3 separate regions of the Homo sapiens genome follow, and regions 1 and 3 are each linked to region 2. A link is a loop called in an ENCODE intact Hi-C map of the cell type or tissue named here. Cell type or tissue: PC-9. All regions are shown on one strand.

Region 1 (8,000 bases), 360 kb after region 2:
ATCCAAGACCTTTCAACTATGTCTTATTTGAAAGCAACTGTGGATTTCCAGATCCTCTAATTCTGGGAAGTGTGTGATTCTTCTTCTATGGTAGCCGTAGATGTCCACTTGCTGATTAGCTGGTGACAAGAGCTGGGCAGGCAAGACTGTGGAGACTTAAATAGTGCTTAAGTAATGAAGACTGCAGAGCAAATTTTCTTTCTCCAAAAAAAAGTTGCTTCATTGCATACATAAAATCCTTTCTCCTGGAAATGAGAAAAACAGGTGGCTGCAATTTATATGAGTTACATTGTGACCTCATTTTTGTAATTTACACTTTTTCTTCCTTAATGATAGCTTTTTTTTTTAAAACAGAACTGCTGATGGGTACTTATGTGGCATGATGGGTATTTATATGGCACGATTTTTCTGTGTCCATCTTCTTTTTTGCACTACTTTGAAAAGTTTTAATAAGAAATGTAAGCACTATCTACTGGAACCATAATGAACAAAGAACTAATGCACTTATTTTTGCTTAAAAAATGTAAATCCAAGTAGAGCACTTGTGGAAATCATGAACAAGAACCTTGTGACTCTACATGTTGGTTTTTTACAATTTTTGTCTGTCGAGTCCTGAGTTCTCATTACAGTATAAGATTCTTTTGCCCTATCAAAGGACATAAAATTCAGAAACTCTAAATAAAATAAAGACAAGTTAAGTGGTTCCTACTGGAGGCAGTTAATGCAAAATTAGATGAGTCGATAAAACTGAGTAATTATGATGAGAGTTGGTTTGTTTAATTTACTTTATTTTTTTGAGTAGTTTTAGGTTCATAGAAAAATTGAGAGGAAGATGGATGCTTTTTTGTATGTCCCCTACCCCCAACACATGCACAGATTACCCCATTTCTAACATCCCTCACCAGAGTGGTTCGTTTGTTAGAGTTGACAAACCTACATTGACACATCATTATCACCCAGCGTGCACAGTTGATGTTAGAGTTCACTCTTGGTGTTGCACATTTTATGGGTTTGGACAAATTTAAAATGACACGCCTTCATAGAGTGTCATGCACAATAGTTTTACTGCCCTAAAATTATCTATATTCTGCTTATTCACCCCTCTCACCCCCAATTCCTGGAAACCACTGAAGTTTTTACTGTCTTCACAGTTTTACCTTCTCCAGAACGTCGTATAATTGAAGTCACACAGTATGTAGCCACCTTTTCAGACTGGCTTCCTTAACTTAATAGTATGTTTCTAAGGCTCTTCCACATATTTTCATGGTTTAATAGTTCATTTCTTTTCAGCACTGATTAATATTGCCTGGTCAGGCTATACCACAGTTTATTTATCCATTCACTCACTAAATGGCATCTTGATTGATTCTAAATATTGACAATTATGAATAAAGCTGCTATAAACATCCATGTGCAGGTTTTTATGTGGAAATAAGTTTCCAGCTTTTTTGGGTAAATACCAAGGAGCATGATTGCTGGATTGTATAGTAAGAGTATGCTTAGTTTTCTAAGAGGCCCCAAACTCTCTTCCAAATAGAGTGTACCATTTGGCATTACCATGAATAACAAGAGGATTTGTTGCTTTACCTTCTCACTAGCATTTGGTTTTATCAGTGTTCTGGATATTGACAGTTCTAATAGCTGTGTAATAGATCTCTTTGTTGTTTTAATTTGCATTTCCCTGATGACATATGATGTAAAGGATCTTTTCTTATGCTCATTCCCCATCCATGTATTTTCTTTGGTGAGGTGTCTGTTATAGTCTTTGTCCCATTATTGTTGGAGAAAATTGCTTTTTTTGGTAACTTAATTTTCCATTATTATATTTTATCATACTTTTTCTTCTCTAGTTTTATTGATGTGCCTAAGTATCCTTGGCAACAAGTGTTCTGTAAAGGTCATAAGGACAAGATAAGGGTAAAATGAGAGCTTTATTAGCAGTTTTGTACTCATCAGTGGCTCATGCCTCCCTTCTCAGCATGTAACTCTTCATTTTGCACTGAGCAGTTTTGCACAGTTGTCAGTTTTAAGGTAGTTACATGAGCCAACACAGACATAACCAGCTTCACCACCATTATCACTGGAAGCAATTCTTTATTTTTATTTTTCCAACATTTATTTTAAGTTCAGGGGTACATGTGCAGGATGTGCAGGTTTGTTACATGGAGGTGTGCCATGGTGGTTTACTGCAGAGATCATTGCATCACCTAGGTATTAAGCCCAGCACCCATTCCTTCCTTATGAACTCTTTTTCTTCTGAGTTCTAACAGCCATCCTGGCTAAGACATCATAAAACATCAGACAAAGGAGACGCCGACTCCAGCAATAAAACACTTCCTGACAGTATTGAACACATTAATACACACCCAAACACACACACACACAAACACATACACATAGACACACACAAATACACATACATATATACATACACACAAATATATGTATATGCATCTACACACACGTACTTATATAAACACAGAGATATATACACATGCATGCACATATACATGTGTGCATTCACACACGTGCATTCACATGCATATATACACACATGCATACATATATACACATAATTATATATGTGCATACATATATACACATAAATAAATATACACATGCATACATACACACATACACAAGTGCACATACATATACATGTACACATATACACACAGATATACACACAGATATACACAATACACATACCTATATACACACAGTGCACATACCTATAGACAGACACATATGTGTACAAATGTTTACACACATACATGTATATACACATACCCATGCATATATATAAACACACATGTATACATACATATATACGCACTATATATAAATATAAACATACATACAAAATGTATACATACAAGTGTATATACACATACATATAGGCATATACATTTATGTAAGCATACAATACATACATACATATGTTATTTCTATACACATGCTATATGTACTCAATTATATAAGTACACATGTATGTATTTTCTCTACTTCCTTTGGATATTCTAAGAACAATATTGATCCACTCATCCATCACATATTTCCTGGGGGCTATCTATAAGCTGGCCATTTTGACAGATTGCATGATATGTTAGAAAAAAGGCAAAAACCTGCTCCTTCTGCCCCTTATATTCACTAGTGATTTAGTGCCACTGAACCTGAATGGACACGAGAGGAGCACGAAGCAGATGATGAGGGCTGTGAGATGGAAAGGAGAGATGCTCTTACTAACGATTGTGATTAATAATTGTTGACAGATAATGACAGTACTCATGATGATAATGATTGTTATTATCACCTGGAAGATTATTCAGCAAATAGTCCTTCTCCTCTCTGCTATTACAGGGGACAAAAGTGCTTTCTTTCCTAGTGATGTTGGGCATGGCCATAGACTGACTTTCGGCAGTGGGATGTGGGCAGAGGCAGCAGAGTGCCTCGTAAAAAAATATGTGACACGTCTGCCAGCCTCTTATGCTCCAGTGCTCCAGAAGGGATCTGAATGCAGGCTGTCATGGGCACCATCTTAGTATGTTTATTAAGCCCTTCCATGTGGGTCAGGAGGCTTAATAAACATACTAAGATGGTTATTTTGTAGGTTCTTGTGGTGAGAGAGCAACATTTCGTAAGGCCTCTTATTCTTCCAACCTGCCCTTCTCCATCTGCATGGAGACTGGGGAGAAGAATCCAGGAAATTTCCTTTTCTGACATCCCTGCAGCTCAGCAAGGCCCCTTGATGATGTGGCATTTGCTTATGATCTTGGGGGAAAGTCCATTTATCAGAGGTTATTAACCAGGAGTGCACTTTAATCAATCACAAATATTTATCTGCCACACACAGAGGACAGAGTAGCTAACTGACAGAAGAGTGTCTTGTCTCTATGGCACTTTTAATCTATAGGAGAGCATTTTCAAAACCCAAATGCCTGACTGTAGACTTTCTGTTTTGGTGGGTATGAATTTGACACTGTGCTTTTAAAAAATGACAACTGCCACAAAGCTTCTCATCACATTTTGATGGGCAGAAAACTGCTGAGCCCAAGTTATAAGTAACAGGTTTGCTTATTGGTAATAATAAAAATTATACATATTAAAAAATGTTGTCCCGCATATAATTCCTTCTTTTCAAATTATTCATAGAGGCAGGAGGCAGAGAAATTCTAGGCAGACGGGGGTGGATCCCCAGTGAAACCACGCCTTCAAGCCAAAAATACAAATAAAAAATCAGCCTGGAACCGCTGGCCCAACGTGAGATCTTCTATTCTTGTTTGCCCGCTCTCTCCCGATTGGTTCTTTCTGAATCACACCTTTTTACCAATCAAATGTAGCCTTTTCCAAAATTACCTACAGCCTGCCCCAATCCCATCCTGTGCCTAGGAAGACCCCAGACTCAGTCAGTAGTGGGAGAGATGGCTGGACCTGGAGAGAGATGGCCGGACCTTGAAGGAGATGGCGGGACTTCGGGGAAGATAACCTGCCCTTCCCATCCTCTCTCCAGCTCTCCTCTCTGCTGAGAGCAGTTTTCATTGCTCAGTTAAATTCTCCACTTTCACTATCCTTCAGTTGTCTGTGTGACCTCATTCTTCTTGAATGCAAGACAAGAGTTTGGGACTCACCAAGTGTGGGTACCCAAAAAGGCTGTCACACTGGCTCATTGCCCTCCCCGGCAGAGGACAGCTGACTCATGCAATGAGGCAAGGAGCCAACTGAGCTGCCAACACGCTGCCATCCAGAAACGGCAGAACTAAAAGAGCACCGTAACACCTCCTCTTGGGCTTCAGGGCCACAGGCATCCCCACCTAGGTGCCACCACAGGCCCTGCAGGACCAGCCAGCTGGACCCTGCACTTGCTCGCTCACGTGCTGCCTCCTGCAAGGGGGTGAGTGTGGCAGGCCAGCTAAACCACACATCCCTGTCACGGGTCCAGCAAAAAGGCCGAAGATATTTTTGTATTATTATGACCACCTGCTAAAACTGAAAGTTGCAGAATTCACTATGAAATGGTGAGTGATAAAGTTCTCATTTACGTGGATATGTTTTTTTGTTTCGTTTTTAATGAGACAGTCTCACTCTACCACCAAGGCTGCAGGGCAGTGGCACCACCATAGCTCACTATAGCTTTGACCTCCCTGGGCTCAGGTGATCCTCCTGGCTCAGCCTCCTTAGTGACCAGGACCACAGGTGTGCATCACCTCACCCACCTAATTTTTGCGTTTTTCATAAAGACAGGAGTCTCTCTATGTTGTCCAGGCTAGTCTCGAACTCCTGGGCTCAAGTGATCCATCCACCTTGGCCTCCCAGAGTGCTGACATTATAGGCATGAGCCACTACATCCAGCCTAGGTGGAATCATAATAATAGTTTTCTCCTACTAGGACATTTGATTATTTTCTTTAATATTCATTACCTAATGCCTACTAGACTTTCTGGTACAGAGAAAATAGTTAATATATATTTTTAAATAATTAAATTCGAAGTTAGCACCTACTCTAATTATTAGGATGGTGCAAAAGTAATTGTGGTTTTTGCAGTAATCTATAATTCGTTCATTCAGCAAGTATTTGTTGAGCACCGAAGCCCACTTAATACTGTGCACAAATACACTGTTCCCATCTTCTTGTGAGAACAGGAGATTGTCTGATTGGACTCCTTAGGTGCAAGCGTGTGGATGTTTGAGGTGGTAAAACTGGAAGCATTCTGTGCTTGCACTTGGCTTTTTACCTTTCTTCTTCTCTGCACTGTGGATCTGACAGCTTGTCTTAAGATTCACTCTTTATCATCCTGATTCCCTGAGTATCTCCGGGAACAGAGTCTCCTAACCCCATTAGTTCATGTTCGTCATTGAACATGATTGAAAATACTCTCTTGTTATTACAAGCCGCTGGTAATTTGATTTTGTTTAGCATAACCTGATCCACCCTGACTGACACAAGCCCCACTCTCTGTTAAATACTGTATTAGATGCACTAAACACACAAAGAACAAAACAGTCTCTACACTCAACGTACAGAAAAACCTAGTAAGTTGGCAGATGGATGGAGTGGCTACCCTCTTGCAAATATGAAATATGCAACACAGTATTGTTACCTGTAGTCACATCGTTTTACATTAGATGTCCAGAACCTATTCATCTTTCCGCAGTGAAACTTTGTACCCCCTGACTGAACCCTTACTGTCCCCTTCTCCCCACATCCTGGCAACCATCATTCTACTCTTTGCTTTTATGGGCTGGACTATTTAAATTCCACAGAGGAGTGAGTTCATGCACTATTTGTCTTTCTGTGTCTGGTTAATTTCACTCAGCATACGTCCTCCTGGTTCATCTATGTTGTTACAAGTGGCAGAATTTCCTTCTTTTTACAGGTTAATAGTATTCCCCTGTGTGGACACACCCACACAGACACACACACACACACACACACACACACAATGTTTTATTCATTCATCCATTGACAGAAATTTATAGTGTTTCTATTATAAAGATAATTATATTTCTATATGTTTATATTACCTATATTATATTGTTTATATATCTTGGCTATTTGTAAACAATGCACAAGTGACAGTGGGAGTGCAGCTGCGTCTTCAACATACTCATTTCATCCCTTTGGATACATACTTAGAGGTGGGATTGCTGGATCATAATGTGGTTTTTATACAGTGGATACCACCAGATGCTTGAGCTAACTCTTTTGAGTGCATGTTTTTGGTTTTTTGTTTGTTGTTTGTTTTTGTTTTTGTTTTTGTTTTGAGCAGGAGTCTTGCTCTGTCGCCCGGCCTGGAGTGCAGTGGCACGATCTCGGCTCACTGCAAGCTCTGCCCCCCTGGTTCACGCCATTCTCCTGCCTCAGCCTCCTGAGTAACTGGGACTGCAGGCGCCCGCCACCACGCCCAGCTAATTTTTTGTATTCTTTTTTTTTTCAGTAGAGACGGTGTTTCACCGTGTTAACCAGGATGGTCTCAATCTCCTGACCTCCTGATCTGCCCACCTCGGCCTCCCAAAATGCTGGGTTTACAGGCGTGAGCCACCGCGCCCGGCCGAGTGCATGTTTTTTTAAACAGGGTCTTTCTTTGTCACCCAGGCTGTAGTGCAGTGGTACACTCATAGCCTCAATCTCCCAGGCTCAAGCAGTTCTCCCACGTTAGCCTCTCAAGTAACCGGAACTAAAGGTATAGGCCATCATGCCTGGCTAATTTTTGTATTTTTTGTAGAGGCAGGATCCCCCTATGTTGCCCAGGCTGGTCTTGAACTCCTGGCCTCAAGAGATTCTCCTTCCTCAACTTCCTAAACTGCTGGGATTACAGACATGAGTCTCCTCGCCTGGCCTTTGAATGCATTTTTAAGGAGTGAATAATACAATTGTTATTTAATATCAACTTGTAATCTAAAGACAGTTTTGTAAGTGTAACAGATTATTGATTTGTATTTGCAAATTTTGTTTTTGGGTAAGAAATTGGGATATTAAACTTGACGACTTGACTCTAATGTAGATATTACACAAATACTTCTGACTTTGTTTTTCCTTTAAGGAATATAGAGCTTAAGTAAAATACTTATCTGAAAGTTATCACGTGGTTTTAGTTAAGCAAATAACTGTTTTTGTTCTTATTTTTAACAAAATAATCACATGTGGTAGCAGACAGGCTATTCCATTTCCTTGTTACACATTCTTTTATAAAGAGGGATTTCCAGCATTTAAAAGATGCTATATTGTCTTCAAAATAGCCTCTGAATTCCAATAACATTTTCCTGAATTTAGAGAAACAACCATTATTAATTTAGAAAACAAATTAAATTTTGCATTAACAATCACAATTTTTAAAAAAGCTATGGAGTATATAAGAGTGTGTGTATAGATGTAGAATGCAGATTTTATTCATGAAATAGCTTCTTTGCGTCTTTTAAAATAGAACATTTGACATGCGTGTCTGACTTTTGGGAATAAACTCAGAAAACACATCAGCTGCTCTTCTGCTCATGCAGTTTAA
Region 2 (8,000 bases):
GGTTGTTACAATTTCATCCATTGCCAAGGTGGCACCTTTCTCTCTGTCTCTCTTCATATGAAGTTTCCTCTCAGATCCCCAGTTGTTCAAAACCAAAGGGAACTTGATATCCCTGCTCTTGAAATGCAGGTGTCATGTCACGAGGAAGACAGTGGAGAGACCCATGTGAAGAGGAAGTGGCCCCCGGCCAGTGTCCAGTCTGAGCTCCCAGAAAGAGCCAGCACTAACTTGCCCACTATGTGAGTGAGCCATCCGGGATGCAGAACCATTCAGCCATCCCATCTGACCCTATGTGGACAGAGCCTCTACAGCTGGATACAGGACAGTCACAGCTCCCTTCACCCCCTGCTTTCTGTTTACTATTCATCTGGGTCAATAATGTTGGCTTATCTCTTGTTTATAATGAGGAAAAGACTCCAGTTGTTGCAAAATAGGTTCCCATCAAAAATGAACCCATTGTGCAGATGGTGAAGATCCAGAAACTACAAGACAGATGAAGCCAATCAAATATTCCGAATACTGACGACCACCTGGCCGACAGGCTTGGTTTCTGACAGGAGTACTTACAATCACTATAGGCAAGCAAAGCTCCAGTGTGAAGGCGGAAACTATATTGCAGCAGAGGCATGACTTAAAATACAGAGAAAATATGGCCCCTGGAATTTCTTTTTGCTAATTAATGAAAAAGACAAGATGTCAACTTTGTTAAGATGTAATTTAAATAGGATAAAGTGTCCAGCTTGAGTATACAGGTGGATGGGTTTGGACAAATGCATGTGTCGGTGTAACTATTGCTCCATTGAAAGTCTAGCACATTTCCATCTGCTCCGCTAGTTCCCTCTCGCCCTTCACAATGACCCACTAGTTCCCTCTCGCCCTTCACACCTGACTCCACAGGCAATGATCAGATTTCCTCACTTTCATAGATTGCCTTTGCCTGTTCTGGAACTCCATGTTATTGAGGTCAAACGCCACTTAACCTTTCGTGTCTGGCTTCTTTCAGGCAACACAATGCTTTTGAGGTCCAGCTATCGAGTACATTAGTGCTCTGCTGATTTCTTACTGACGAATTAAATTACATGCATGTATCTCAGCGTGTTAATTCAACTACCGATGGATTGGGTCATTTCTACCTTATGTGTATGTTTCATTATTATACATAAAGCTTTAAAAAATCAAAGTGACTAAATCATGGTGAGATCAGGAGTTCGAGACAAGTCCGGCCAACATAGTGAAACTCCGTCTCTACTAAAAATACAAAAATTAGCTGGGCATGGTGGCGGGTGCCTGTAATCCCAGCTACTGCGGAGGCTAAGGCAGGAGAATCACTTGAACCCGGGAGGCGGAGGTTACAGTGAGCTGAGATCACACCACTGCACTCCAGCCTGCGTAACAGAGCAAGATTCAGTCTCAAAAAAAAAAAAAAAAAAAAAAAAAAAAGAAAGTCATCTAGGGCATTTCTACAGTTACCTCCAGGATCTGTCCAGATACATTCAAATACAGTGTTGTGAGTTACAGAGATAGGGCTGGAGTCATTATGTACTGAGCCATAATTCCAGGTATTATGCATCTGTAATTTCTGACTTAATATCTTAATTAATCCTCCTTGTACTGCTGTGAGGTTCACAGTCACCCCCATGAAAACAGATGCAATCATTTCCTACATAGAACTGGGTTCCATTGCCATGTCTGGGATGGGGCCCACCTTTCCCAGTGTCCTGTCTGCAGGATCTCCAGACCCAACTCAGAACATTCCTTTCCATCTTCAAACAGTCTCTCTGATCCTTTTTAGAGGAAAGCATTCCAGAAGAGACTTCTGCATTTGAGGTTATCATTTCCTCACCTCTCATTATTCTTCACCCCACAGCAGCCTGGCTAGTCCGGCCAGTTGCTGATACAGTTATGATAAAGTCACCAGGGACCCATATGTTGCTCAGATAACTGAAGATACAATTGCTTTTTCAGCAGACCTCAATCTAGGTGACCGCTGCCTCCCTCATGGAAGCTCTGCTGCTACTCCTGTCTGTTCATTCACAGCCTTCTTTGTCCTTCTTTCTCCACTGGACAGCATAGAACTATTCTATAGCCCCAGAGCTTGACTAGAGGCCTTTCTTTTTGCACTCTCATTTAATACAGAGCTGAGGCCTGTGTCGTCCTTCTATCACCAAGAGCTGTGTGACTAGGCAAGTTGCTTCGCTAGGCTCCAGTTTCCTCGTTTGTTAAGCATTGATCACGATAGCACCAAACCCAAAGAATCATTGTGGAGAATAGATGAGTTCATAGCACTAAACACATCTATCAGTGTCTGGACTATGGTGACTGTCCAGTACTATCAGTCATTATCTCATCCTACTCCTTTGACAACGTAAATAAATTTAGGGAAGAGTGTTCTAAGCAGAGGGGGACAGAAAATGTCAGAGAAGCCCCTGAAGTTGAGGGTAGGGACTAGTGAAGTGTGTTTGAAGAAGGGAAAGAAAGTCGGCATGGCTGGAGAAGACACACAAGGGGAAGTGGTCGAAGCAGCCAGGTGGTCATGAACAGCCAGCACACACAGGGCCAGGTAGGAGAAGCGAGAGGTGAGGGCTTGGCATTTATTCTCAGTCCATTGGGATGTCATTTGTGGGTTTTTATTAGGGAAATGTTATGACCTTATTTAAGTTTTAAAATCACCACTTTGGATGCCTTGTGGCTTATGTTATAGGAGCCAGATTGGACACAGGGGGCGTGTTTGGAAGCTGTCCAGACTGATCCAGGCTACAGGAGGAGTGCAGGCAGAGAGAGGGAGACAGAGCCAGGGTGCAGTTCCACAATCCAGAAAAGGGACTGTGTACTGCACAAGCATTTACAGAAAGTGACAGGCCCAGTCTCAGGCACTGCAGGGCGGGGAGTGCGGCCTCCTGAAGCCAAGCAGGGACACAGGCTTGGAGGCCATCCTGTGCTGGATGCGGGGTTCAGGCATTTAAGGTGCTTGGAAGGCCGGGGCTGAATGGACTGTTTCATGTTTTGATAGCAATGCCTTGCCCACTTTGATTTTAGTGTGTGTGTGTGTATGTGTGTGTGTGTGTGTGTGTGAAATGCTACAAATGAACACCCAGAGGGGCAAAGCCAAGTGAGAGAACTGTCATTAAGAATCCAGCAAAACACTGATGTTCATTGTGCAAATTGACACATTCATTTGGAAGTCACTTTGCAGTCCCCATAGAAATGTTAAGTGTTCAGGCACTCAGAACCAGCACTTTCACCCTGAGGGACTCAGGCGAAATGATCACAGTGTGATCTCAAACTTGATGAAATACATGTGCACAGGAGGCAGGGCTAATTGGTTTGGAGGGCACTGAATTCTAGTGAACCTTAGCTTAATCCCCCGCAGCACTATGCTGTACCTGAATTGGCACCTCCTTATGTCGTGGAGGCTCAGTTTTCTTATCTGTAAAATGGGAACACTAATATGAATCATTCATAGGATTGCCGCACGAGTTCAATGAGGTTTTGCAAGACAACACTTTAGCAGGCCTGCAGTAGAATCCACCCATGTAGGCAGGGGCTGTGATGGGCCCCGTGGAATGCACAGTGCCTGGCCCAGGGCTCTGGACACAAGTGTGTAGACGGCTGCGGCTGCACCCTGCATCCCCCGCCTCCCAAGGTGACGCAGTCACTGTGAGAGCAAAACCAGCCACTTCCCTTAGAAGCCCTGAGCCTCCTTTATGGTCACCTCTCAGGTGTGCATAAAGCACACCTGAGTTTCTGGAACCTCTGCCTCTTCCTTGCTGGTGGAATACCTCCTCGCAGAGGCCTGGGCTCTGCATCCTGAGAGATCACTGGAGGGGCTGGATGAGAAGAACCAAAAGTGCAGAAAAATGCAGTCCCAATGGAGGGACTCTGTTCAAAAGAAAATGAGAGATGGGCACACAAACACTCCTCCTTAAGCCAGGGTTAAGCCAGGGTTTCCCTGGGCGGTGCCACACCCCACAGAAATCCTGCGTGCCAAGTGCATGCATGGCCCGCTGAGCAGGCTGCTGCCTCTCTGTGCTTGCCCTGCAGGGGGAGCTGGTGTGTAACACAGCGCTCTGCCTCATGGCTCATCTTCCTTTGCCTCATTTGCATTTGTCCTCATCTTTGCTATCCTACGCATGCAGCTCAGGGATCAAGCAGCAGCTTTGTGGATCCTCACCTGGGCTCTTCCTGGAGAACCCTGTGTTGGGTGCACAGTATCAGGAGATGGTAGGATTGCATAGGCACTTGTGGAATGATGGAGTGGAATCTCAGGTGTGACTATGAGAGGCATCAGTGATAAGGTGAGTGTGAGATGGGGGTGGGGAGTGGGAGAGGGGGAAGAGACCGCCTAGCCATGATCACAGCACAAATACCCTGAGGCTGGAATGGATGGAGATCAGCACAGGTGTGAGCCAAGCTTGATGCTGGAAAACAAAACGAGGGAAGGAAGGCAAACCCAGTGATGGGATCCTTGAAACACGAGGCTTAGGTCCTCCAGGTACTAGAACGAAGAGAATCAGAGTTCAGGAAGACAGACAGAGGCTTCATGTAGATGAATACACTGGGAATGGTGGAGTCGAGAAAACAGAAGAGGAGCTCTTGAGGGAGTGCCGAGGAGTGAGGGGTGGAGAGGGCCCTGAGTGTGGCCATCGGAACATAGTTTTCCGTAGACGCCCCAACACTGTTCCCGAGCACTGTCTCCCCATGAACCCTCCCACAGAGGTTTGCCTCGTCCCCCCAGTTACTAGCTGTTGACTAGACACATCTCTAGGATGGGTGTGGCTCTCTTCTGGAGACCCTGGGGGATCCAGAGAAATAAGGGCTGGGGTCCCAACCCCCAGTTTCCCAGGATACTCAAGGGAAAGGAGACTACTTACCGGCATGATGTCTTTTGGGGCTGCCTCAAAGCATCCTGTACTGATGCACTGAGGGGGGCCACAGAATTGTCTAGCCTCTGGGAGTCTGAGGTTTTCCCCAGAAGACATGGTTGGATGAGGGAGGTTTGGTGGGAGGTGACAGCTTCAGATAGCCTGGGCCTTCTTCAGCTTTCCTAGTGTCCTGTTTGCAGGATCTCCAGACCCAACTCAGAACATTCTGCGTACAGAAACCTCAGCTTAGAGAGGGTAAGGCATGTGAGAACCAGAGCAGCTACACTGGACAACCCATTAATGAGCTGCCTCATTGCGGCAGCCACATACACACCAGATCAGCCACACTGGACAACCCATTAATGAGCAGCCACATTGGAGCAGCCCCATACACATCAGAGCAGCCACACTGGACAACTCATTAATAACATGTGTGTGTATAACGTGTGTGTGTGTGTGTGCACATGGGAAGAGAGTATATATATACACACACACACATACTGTCATTAATGGGTTGTGTGTATGTGTGTGTATATATATGTGTGTGTGTGTACACACATACATATCTATCTATATCTGTATACAGATATAGCATAAGTTCTGGTCTGAGTCTGAGGCCTGGGCATGTGGAGTACCAACATCTCAGAGTAGAAGGTGGATGTCCCAACTCAAACAGAAAGAACAAGCCTGCCCTTCCTCCACCCTTTTGTTCTATTTGGACCCTTAGTGAATTGGAGGATGCCTGCACACATTGATGAGGGTCATCTTTATGCAACCCACTGATTCAAATAATATTTTCTTCTAGAAACACACTCACAGACATATGCAGGAATAGTATTTTACTGGCTATCTGGGCATTCCTTAGCCCAGTCAAGTTGACACATGGAAGCAGCTAGCATGGTGAGAGCACGTTGGGTGCTGGCATTTACTTTCCATTGCAGTACAGTGTGACACTCAAGCTGTCTCCTGTTTACTGATACTGATTGGTCAGGGGGGTTCAGTAATAGCCAAATTGATCCAGTGATTGAAAAGTCATCATCTGCTATTAATGGTTTAACAAACCCTAATGACCTATGGATATATATATATATATATATATATATATATATATATATCTTTATATATATATCTTTATATATATATATCTTTATATATATATATCTTTATATATATTTATATATATTATTATATATATCTTTATATATATCTTTATATATCTTTTTATATATCTATATATCTTTATATTTTATATATTTATTAAATAATAAATATATATTAATAATAATATATAATATATATAATATATTATTATATATATTATATATAATAATAATATTATATATATTAAATATATAAATATACATATATATATTTGCCAGAGATTTAAAAGTAATGGTTTTCTAAAATTCCTTCATAATTTTAGGCAGAATTTGTCTTTAAAAAAATGCCTGGCCAACTCTTTGGCTATGCTGAAGTATAGCTCATGCAGAAAATATGAGATAAGCACATTTTTTTTTTGAGACAGAGTCTTGCTCTGTTGCCCAGGCTGAAGTGCAGTGGTGCATTCTCAGCTCACTGCAACCTCCACCTCCTCGGTTCAAGCAATTCTCCTGCCTCAGCCTCCTGAGTAGCTGGGATTACAGGTGTGCGCCACCATGCCAGGCTAATTTTTGTATTTTTATTAGAGACGGGGTTTCACCGTGTTTGTCAAGCTGGTCTCAAACTCCTGACCTCAGGTGATCCATCTGCCTCAGACTCCCAAAGTGCTGGGATTACAGGCATGAGCCACCGTGCCCAGCCAAACACGTGTTTTTTACACCTTACTACTAGCTTCTGGAATAATAGGTTTGTTTCTTAACATCCTCTAAAGGCTTTGAGGAAGTAACAAGCTTGGTGTGTTTGAGGGACGAAGGGGAGCCTGCTGCAGATCCAAGTTGAAGAAGCAGAAGGATGGCAGTTAGATAAAAAGCAGGGTCTTGATCTCCATCTTAGAATATTTTGATTATAAAACCGAGATTGTTTTCATGACCTCAATTGACCAGGAGAGTGTCCACTATCTAATAGTTTGGAAAAGGTCATCAAATCTTCTGGGGTTTTTATACAGAAACAGTGAGAAAATGCTCAATTCATAAATTTGAAAGAGGCAGGGAGAGACGAAGTAACATTATGTTTTGATCCCATGCTACAGTTTGATATAATTTGATAGTCAGTGTACCAGATGTGCTTGGATTTGGGAGGAGCTAGAAGACACTGCATCATGAACAAAGTTACAATTGCAAAACTATGATCACTGTTTCCTCTTCTGTCCCACCTGCTACCAGAGTCCCCTCCCAGTGGGGCTGCGGCCATGCTGAGCTGAGCTCTGTCTTCTCTGTGGATTCACAGTCCCAGGCTCGTGACCACGAAGAGGACCTGGTGAGGGTCAGAGATGGGGACTCACTGAGCCAGGTGCTTCTTCACCCACCTCACTTCAGGTGCGCTTTGGAGCAGGTAGGACAGGTGCCCTCAACTTTATTATTTTACACGTGGAGAAATAAAGCAGGTAGGGTCATGCAACAGCACTGTGAGCTGGAGGAAGATCTGGACCCCTCTGGCCACAGGGGCACTGTTGCTCACTTCAGTACTCAAAAGGGGATGGTTCCTGGCTGCCCTTGGTGGAGGAGAGTGACCCTGTGATGCTGTATGGTTGAGGACGATAGATAGTTCAGCATCACTGGCTATGCCATTCATGAAATGCTTTAGCTGGAGTAAGTATGCAAATTTTTTTTAAAACCCTCAAACTCCCTAGAGTTGAGAGTCTTCCCACGCACCTCCAAAACTCTTGTGAAAAACCACCAATTTCACCCCAACAAGGAGAGAGAAGAGGCCCTGGGATTGGGAGAGAGAGTTGTGATATTTCAGCAGGTCCTGAATCCACAGAGTCAACCACTGCCCTGCACTCATGCATTTTCATCCCATCGATGCTGTTAGATGCAGTCCATTTAGCGTGACATCACAAGATGGAGGAAGAAAAGCCCAGAGAGCTCATTATCAGGAGCTGTCTAGGAAGGTGTGGGAACAAGTTCTGAATTAATTAAACTTTCACTTGAATAATGAACGCATGCTATTTTATTGCTGAGCTGCTCCAAGATAAGCAAG
Region 3 (8,000 bases), 170 kb after region 2:
CTGCAGCCAATGGCTCTTGGTGGGTCTGGTTCTCTGGATGAACATGCAGTAACTAATTTATTATTCCAGGAAATCCACTTCCCACCTTTGTTTCAGAAGCACAAATATTCTTTATTGTACTGTGTCGGGGTGCTGCAGTGGCTGTTGATGCTAACTTTTGCTTACTTGCAAATAAGTTTGTGTATGTTTTGTGCACACCAGGCATTTGAAGATTCAACCCTGTCACTAAAAGACAGCTTTTATTTTAACCCTGTTGTGAGCCTTTCAGGCCTTAGGTGCACAGAGGGTTTACCTGGAGGAAGTCATGGGGAAGGAGCTGGCCCCAGCTCTGAGGGCTCCTGTTTTTGTAGGTTCCTCACCAGCCTCCAGGGTTACAGCCTGAAGCCTGCCTGGCATCCTAGAGAGGCATAAACGCCTATAATGCCTCTCTAGTGGGCTCCTCTTAGACTCGGGGAAGATCTCGTTTCATGATGCTTGAGGAATCTCAGTTTTCCCTTGCTCTGTAATGAAGGCTTGGAAATGTTTCCTATTACATCACAAATCCCCGCTCTTCCTTAGTGAGCCTTTGATTCCTGAAGTAGCTCTTATGTGCCTGAAACCATGGAATGTCTTCTCATGCGACAATTAGAGAGAAAGGCTAGCATTTGTTTACTCTTTGTGCATGTAATTGTATTGCCAACCTTTCCTTAGAGTTGTATCTTGTTAATATTTTGTCAGTTGAATTTTGGCATCGTTCTCAGGTTTTGGCAGAATTGGAATAGTCATTAGCTAGCTGTCCCCATTCAAATAAGACTGCAGAAAAAGGAAGGAACAAATGTGAGTAAATCAAAGAGCTTTTCCTTTTCCCTGATTTTGTTGATTGCAATTCCCATATCTTGGTTCAGCTATCTCATTAGTGGATTCTGATGAAATTATTGAAGAAATTGAAGAGCTTTTGATACTCCTATACAGACCAATGAAAACAAGTCATTTGTAAGTAGTTTCTCAACACAGATTGCTGGATCCTTTAAAATCTGTGTTTCTCTTGCTCAGAGAGGAAACTGAGATCATCCCTCTCATTGTCATCAAGATAGAGCAGGCAGAGGGTGCCACCGACTCATCTGGGTGCCTTGACTGAAGTCCCAGAGGCCCCTCAGCCTCAGCGCACGTGCAGACCTGCAAGATTTCTCAGGGGGTTATTTCCTGATAGAACATCTTTCTCTTTCCAAGGCATTTCTTTGACTTATTCATAAATTTAACAGGTATCTACTGACTTCTGTCTGTGGCTTGGCCTTGTGCCCATCCCAGGGGTTAGAGTCAAAAGTCAGCCTCTATGCAGCCCTCATGGAAGTCAAAGTCCAGTGTAGGAGCTGGACGAGTCAAGGGTGGTGGCCTCTACTCCTTTTTTTGTATGGGGATGTTTTGCAAAAACAGCTGCTTTCAACATGTGCCCTGCCCAGAGAGCACCTGCACCATCTCATGCCAGTCCTAGGCAGGTAGCCTCTTTCTTGCATCTTCTATCTTCTCCCTCTACAACTCATCACCAACCTGGATGGAAGGGAGGGGAGACAAAGCAGGAGAAAAGAAGCCCCCTCTCTTCTCCCACAGCGTGTCCAGAGGGATAAGAGAGAGTCTGGGTATGCAGGTTGCTAACCCAGGATGGCTTATTTAAACAGTAAGCAAGAACATACACAAAAACAAACAAAATGAAAACTTTCATTGGACTTCTGTTGAAAATCCAGGAGACTATTATGTCTCAGAAGCCCACATTTCTATGGGGTGACCACTGGCTGGAGCTGTCGCCCCCTTAGACAGATCAGTTCCTCCTCCTGTCACTGCAGCCCACTCTGCTGCTCTGGGTTCTGTCATGAGCTGGATTGTGTGTGCTCATAATACGTATGTTCAACTTCTCACCTTCAGGACCTCAGAATATAACTGTATTTGAAGAGAGGGTCTTTAGAGAAGTGGTAATTTAATAAAAATGAGGTTGTTATGGCAGGTCCTAATCCAATCTGACTGGTGCCTTTATAAGAAATGGAGATTAGGCCAGACACGGTGGCTCACACCTGTAACCCTAGCAGTTTGGGAGGCTGAGGCCAGCGGATCACCTGAGGTCAGGAGTTTGAGACCAGCCTGGCCAATGTGGTGAAACCCCTATCTCTACTAAAAAAAAAAAAAAAAAGTAGCTGGATGTGATGACAGGTGCCTGTGAACTCTGGAAGCTGAGGCAGGAGAATCACTTGAACCTGGGAGGCGGAGATTGTAGTGAGCCAAGATTGCACCACTGCACATCAGACCGAGCAACAGAGTGAGACTCCATCACAAAAAACAAAAAAAGAAAAGAAAAGAAAAAGAAAAAAGAAAAAAAAAGGAGATTAGGATACAGACACTGAGTAGACTATGTGGGGACACAGGGAGAAGACGGCCACCTACAAGCCAAGGAGAGAGGCCTCAGAAGAAAGTCACCCTACAGACACCTTGATCTCAGACTTCCAGCCTCCAGAACTGTGAGGAAATGCATTTATGCTGTTTAAGCCACCCAGTCTGTGGAGCTTTGTTATGTCAGTTTGAGCAAATTAATATAAATTTCCATTGCTATGCCTCTTCCTTTTGACCCATGTATCTGATCTTCCTGGAGATTGTAGGCCATTTGGATGTGTGATTTTGATTTGAACTCATTTTTCATAGGTTTAATATACAAAGTTTTGCAATATGCAAGTGTAGTAGGGCTCCTAAAAATGTCCATAGGCTAGTCCCTGGAGCTGTTGAACATGTTATTTTGTAAAAGGGACTTTGCAGATGTGATTCAGTGCCTTGAATTGGGAGATCACCCAGGATTATCTGTGTGAGTCCTGTGTAATCATGTTTTCTAATAAGGAGAAGGACTGAGGGTCAGAGTCAGAGGAGAGGTGACCACAATAGCAGAGGTTAGAGTGTCAGGAGTGCTGGCAGAGGGACCTAAGGAAAGGACTGCAGGTGGCCTCTGGAAACTGGAAAACACAGCCAGGAGTACGCTCTCCCCTGGAGCCTCCGACAGGAACACAGAGCCAGGAGTAGATGCTCCCCTGGAGCCTCCAACAGGAACACAGCCCTGCTGATAGCTTGATTTCAGCCACACAGACTAATTTCTAGACTCTGACCTCTAAAAGTATAAGACAGCAAACTGATATTGTTTTAAGCCACCTTGCTTATTCATTTGTGAATATGGGCATCACTGACTCATCCCACTGGGATGTACACTGCCCAAGGCAGGAATCTTGCCTATCTTGTTTCATGCTGTGTCTGTGGCACCTAGAACAGTGCCTAGCACACACAATTACAAAAACAAAACAAAACAAAAACACAAAGTGCTCAGTAAAGTCCTGCTAAGCAAATGACTCATCCACATTTCCCAGCCATGGAGGAGTAGAGATGACACGCCCATCAGGCCATTCCACTCACTGGGAAACCCCCATGACTTGCACCTTTGCCTGAGGTTGGATGCAGAACCCTGTGGGCAGGAAGATAGACCGATGCTGTTGAGTGAATGATGATTAACTGAGTTCCATGTTTATGCATTTACAACACAGCAGGCTCTAAGTTAAGCATCTCTCATTTACTTCTCAGGACAGTCCTACAATACAGGTACTTTGATCATCCCCAGAGTGCCTAGGAGACAGGCTCACCAGTGAGGAGTGATGCAGCCCAGGACTCACAGTGGTGAGTAATATTCAAAATGCAAGCTGTTGCCTGCATATGGTCTGTGTGTGTCTCCATGACCGTGTTGTATATGGCAGCTGCTGTGGGGTAGAAACCCCCTAGTGGTTTTGGTGTCCTGAGAGCTGAGTTTAATATTCTACATCACTGCTGTGATACAGAGTCTGATTCCATTTTTAATGGTTGGCCCCTGACCCCTTTCAAGCCCCCACCCTCACCTGTCCTGGTAAGAAAGTCCAGCATCGCCTCCCTCAGCACTGTAGGGAGTTGAGCCATGCAAGCCAGGACTTGTGCACTGGAGCCCACCCCAGCCTGCCTCCCATTAGCAATCAGAGGCAAGGCTGCCCTCCCTCTATCCCCCACCCTCTATCCCCCACCCTCTATCCCCCTCCCTCTATCCCCTCCCTCTATCCCCTCCCTCTATCCCCCACCCTCTATCCCCCTCCCTCTATCCCCCACCCTCTATCCCCCACCCTCTATCCCCCACCCTCTATCCCCCCTCCCTCTATCCCCCACCCTCTGTCCCCCCCTCTATCCCCCACCCTCTATCCCCCACGCTCTATCCCCCTACCTCTATCACCCACCCTCTATCCCCCTCCCTCTATCCCCTCCCTCTATCCCCCTCCCTTTATCCCCCACCCTCTATCCCCCCTCCATCCCCCACCCTCTATCCCCCTCCCTCTATCCCCTACCCTCTATCCCCAACGCTCTATCCCCCTACCTCTATCCCCCTCCCTCTATCCCCCACCCTCTATCCCCCACCCTCTATCCCCACCCTCTATCCCCTCCATCCCCCACCCTCTATCCCCCTCCCTCTATCCCCCACCCTCTATCCCCCCTCCCTCTGTCCCCCCCTCTATCCCCTCCCTCTATCCCCCACCTTCTATCCCCCACCCTCTATCCCCCACCCTCTATCCCCCCACCCTCTATCTGCCACCCTCTATCCCCCTCCCTCTATCCTCCACCCTCTATCCTCCATGCTCTATCCCCCACCCTCTATCCCCCTCCCTCTATCCCCCACCCTCTATCCCCCTCCCTCTATCCCCCACCCTCTATCCCCCACCCTCTATCCCCCTCCCTCTATCCCCCACCCTCTATCCCCCTCCCTCTATCCCCCCACCCTCTATCCCCTCCCTCTATCCCCCACCCTCTATCCCCCTCCCTCTATCCCCCACCCTCTATCCCCCACCCTCTATCCCCCTTCCCTCTATCCCCCACCCTCTGTCCCCCCCTCTATCCCCCACCCTCTATCCCCCACACTCTATCCCCCTACCTCTATCCCCCACCCTCTATCCCCCTCCCTCTATCCCCTCCCTCTATCCCCCTCCCTCTATCCCCCACCCTCTATCCCCCTCCCTCTATCCCCTCCCTCTATCCCCCACCCTTTATCCCCTCCCTCTATCCCCCTCCATCCCCCACCCTCTATCCCCCTCCCTCTATCCCCCACCCTCTATCCCCCACCCTCTATCCCCCACCCTCTGTCCCCCCCTCTATCCCCCACCCTCTATCCCCCATGCTCTATCCCCCTACCTCTATCCCCCACCCTCTATCCCCCTCCCTCTATCCCCTCCCTCTATCCCCCACCCTTTATCCCCTCCCTCTATCCCCCTCCATCCCCCACCCTCTATCCCCCACCCTCTATCCCCCCTCCATCCCCCACCCTCTATCCCCCTCCCTCTATCCCCCTCCCTCTATCCCCTACCCTCTATCCCCAACGCTCTATCCCCCTACCTCTATCCCCCTCCCTCTATCCCCCACCCTCTATCCCCCTCCCTCTGTCCCCCCCTCTATCCCCTCCCTCTATCCCCCACCCTCTATCCCCCATGCTCTATCCCACACCCTCTATCCCCCCACCCTCTATCTGCCACCCTCTATCCCCCTCCCTCTATCCTCCACCCTCTATCCTCCATGCTCTATCCCCCACCCTCTATCCCCCTCCCTCTATCCCCCACCCTCTATCCCCCTCCCTCTATCCCCCACCCTCTATCCCCCTCCCTCTATCCCCCCACCCTCTATCCCCCTCCCTCTATCCCCCACCCTCTATCCTCCTCCCTCTATCCCCCTCCCTCTATCCCCCACCCTTTATCCCCCATGCTCTATCCCCCTACCTCTATCCCCCACCATCTATCCCCCTCCCTCTATCCCCCACCCTCTATCCCCCTCCACCCCCCACCCTCTATTCCCCTCCCTCTATCCCCCACCCTCTATCCCCCACCCTCTGCTCCACTCAAGCCATGGGCTCCATTGGTACTAGGAACAATCCTGCTGTCCCCAAAAGTCCCAGTTGTGACTAATAAACTGTTACATACATTTTATGTGCATTTTTGGATCAACAATCTCAACACTGGTCTCAGCATCCTAACCAATGTGTGGAGGGACTGGGGACAGGTAGGTCTTCCCTCCACCAGAAAACCACAAGTCAACTACTTAATATCTGAGTTACCTTGCAACGAGTGTCTCTAACCACACCTTACTTTCCTGGATCGTAAAATGGTGAGAATGAAATTCCCTACCACAGAAGCTCACAGGGAAAAACCCTCTTTGAAGCATTGCATATAGGGTATGTACTAGTGATGCTAATAGTGACGGCAGAGAAGAAACTCATATTTAGAATTTTATTTTTTTACTCCATGAAGCCATGGGAAACAGATGAGAACAATTTGGGCTCTTGCTAAATGAGGATGAAAAAGAACTAACTGTCCTGACATGTCACCATGGCTATGGTTATTTAGGTCCAGTCCTCACTGAAGGACTGATGAGTTATGCTGAACCTCCTTGAGGGCAGACAATCTACATAAATTACCTGGAATTATTCTACACAAGAGACTTGTTTCTTCTCTTCTATTGATTGATTTAAGCATTTATGTCAAGATGTCTCATGAATATTTTCTTTGTACTTTGGGTTACCCAAAAGTATTTTATTTATTTTGTTGCATGAATTTGTCTAGCACTGGCTGCTGAGAACGCTTTCAGTTTGTACCTTTGCATACCCCCAACAATGATTTTTTTTTTCTTTTGAGCACTTCCTTACGTTCTGGCACAACAAGATGCTCCAGCCTCATTTTACATATTCTCTGTCTCAGTCCTAGAATCAGTCATTTTCCCAGGAAACTGTGGTTCTTTTCATGGGAGAATGGTATTAAAAATCAACATCTGGATTCTGGGTAGGCTTGCTTCTAAATAGGTAGACCTTCTTTTCCTATAATGGAGTTACATCACACACGCATTGCATCAATTATGTGTGTGTGTGTGTGTTTGAAAAAGAGAGAGAGAGATCAGACAGTGCTGTGTATTGCTCTACTAAAGTAGCTCATGTGAGATGTACAGCAAATGCTTCCTCAACTTGTCAAGCCATTATAAAATAACTTATATATTAGTTTTCTATACTGTCTAAGATCTTACCGTAAATTTGGAGGCTTACAATTTATGAGCTCGTGGTTCTGGGGGCCAGAAGTCCAGGCAGACATGACGAGGTTCTCTGTTCAGTCTCACAAGGCCGACATCTAGGTATTGACCTGATGGGGCTCTTTTAATCTTTTTTTTTTTATTTTAAGTTTTCTCAGTCATCTCTGTGTCTCTCTCTGGTAATGGTCCAGGACTTATGTCTATGTATTATGTGACAGCTTAGACAGTGCTGAGGATTCAGTCTTTGCCCTGATGAGAAAGCATATACCTCCTGGGCTTTCTTGCAGTCATTTCTTGCCCATTTTTCTTATGAAAAATATTTGGCTGCTCCAGTCACTGCACTTGATGAGATTAAAGTCTGTAGCTGTCTCAGGCGCAACTAGCTAAAAACACATCATGACATCTTTCTCCAAAGCCATTTTTAGAACAAATTATTGAAGCCTTGGCACCCCTCCATGACATTCCCTGGGAAAGACAGCAGGACTCTGTTTCTGTCCTGGGACATACCAGGTAAAGGCTCAGGATTGTTGAGGGAAGATAGAAGGCTGAAAGCGGGACCCTTCTCAGCGACACACACTCCCATATTTCCGTGTCTTATTTCCCTTTTAACTGCCCTTCCTTTGTGAAGCAATAAAGACCCCCTGGTCTTAATGGAATGAGAGAAGGATAACCTTATGGGCTTTAGTGCCACAAAATGCATTAGTTGTCATGTCAAAATGAAATCCCCTATAATGAGCAGAGAGAAACCCAGAAGTGAATATTGATGTGATGTATAGGCAAGGAAGGCTTCTGTATCATACAAGCTAAAGAATAAACCATAAAAAATAACTTAGCTACAAAACAGTTTAAAATATCTGTTTATCACATTAGACCAAAATCAAAACTAAAATTTAAATGACATGTTGGGAAAACTATTTTCA

The links. Peaks named below come from ENCODE experiments on the same cell type or tissue, not always from the same donor. Only the 100,000 strongest peaks of a DNase experiment are listed, where the experiment ranks them.
Region 1: it touches region 2 in a loop (5-fold over the local background); 7 of 110 quality-filtered maps call a loop at or near these places.
Region 3: it touches region 2 in a loop (5-fold over the local background); 13 of 110 quality-filtered maps call a loop at or near these places.

The regions. Positions count from the first base shown.
Region 1 is chr12:126,933,435-126,941,434 of GRCh38, reverse strand. All of the region lies in intron 4 of LINC02405 (long intergenic non-protein coding RNA 2405), which reads left to right. Among named protein-coding and RNA genes, the nearest start is that of LINC02372, 63 kb to the right of the region's middle. In PC-9, no CTCF peak of the experiment used is centred here; a DNase peak (open chromatin) is centred at 4,694.
Region 2 is chr12:127,289,753-127,297,752 of GRCh38, reverse strand. LOC124903050 (a long non-coding RNA gene) reads left to right here. Exons shown (of 3, transcript XR_007063523.1): 2 at 7,184-7,336. Among named protein-coding and RNA genes, the nearest start is that of LINC02376, 9.5 kb to the right of the region's middle. In PC-9, a CTCF peak has its summit at 4,045 (motif pointing right); no DNase peak of the experiment used is centred here; H3K27me3 peaks cover 126 bases.
Region 3 is chr12:127,121,417-127,129,416 of GRCh38, reverse strand. All of the region lies in intron 2 of LOC107984449, which reads right to left. Among named protein-coding and RNA genes, the nearest start is that of LINC02405, 65 kb to the right of the region's middle. RefSeq lists enhancers at 3,477-3,546, 2,412-3,611. In PC-9, no CTCF peak of the experiment used is centred here; a DNase peak (open chromatin) is centred at 3,296; H3K4me3 peaks cover 610 bases; H3K27ac peaks cover 4,422 bases.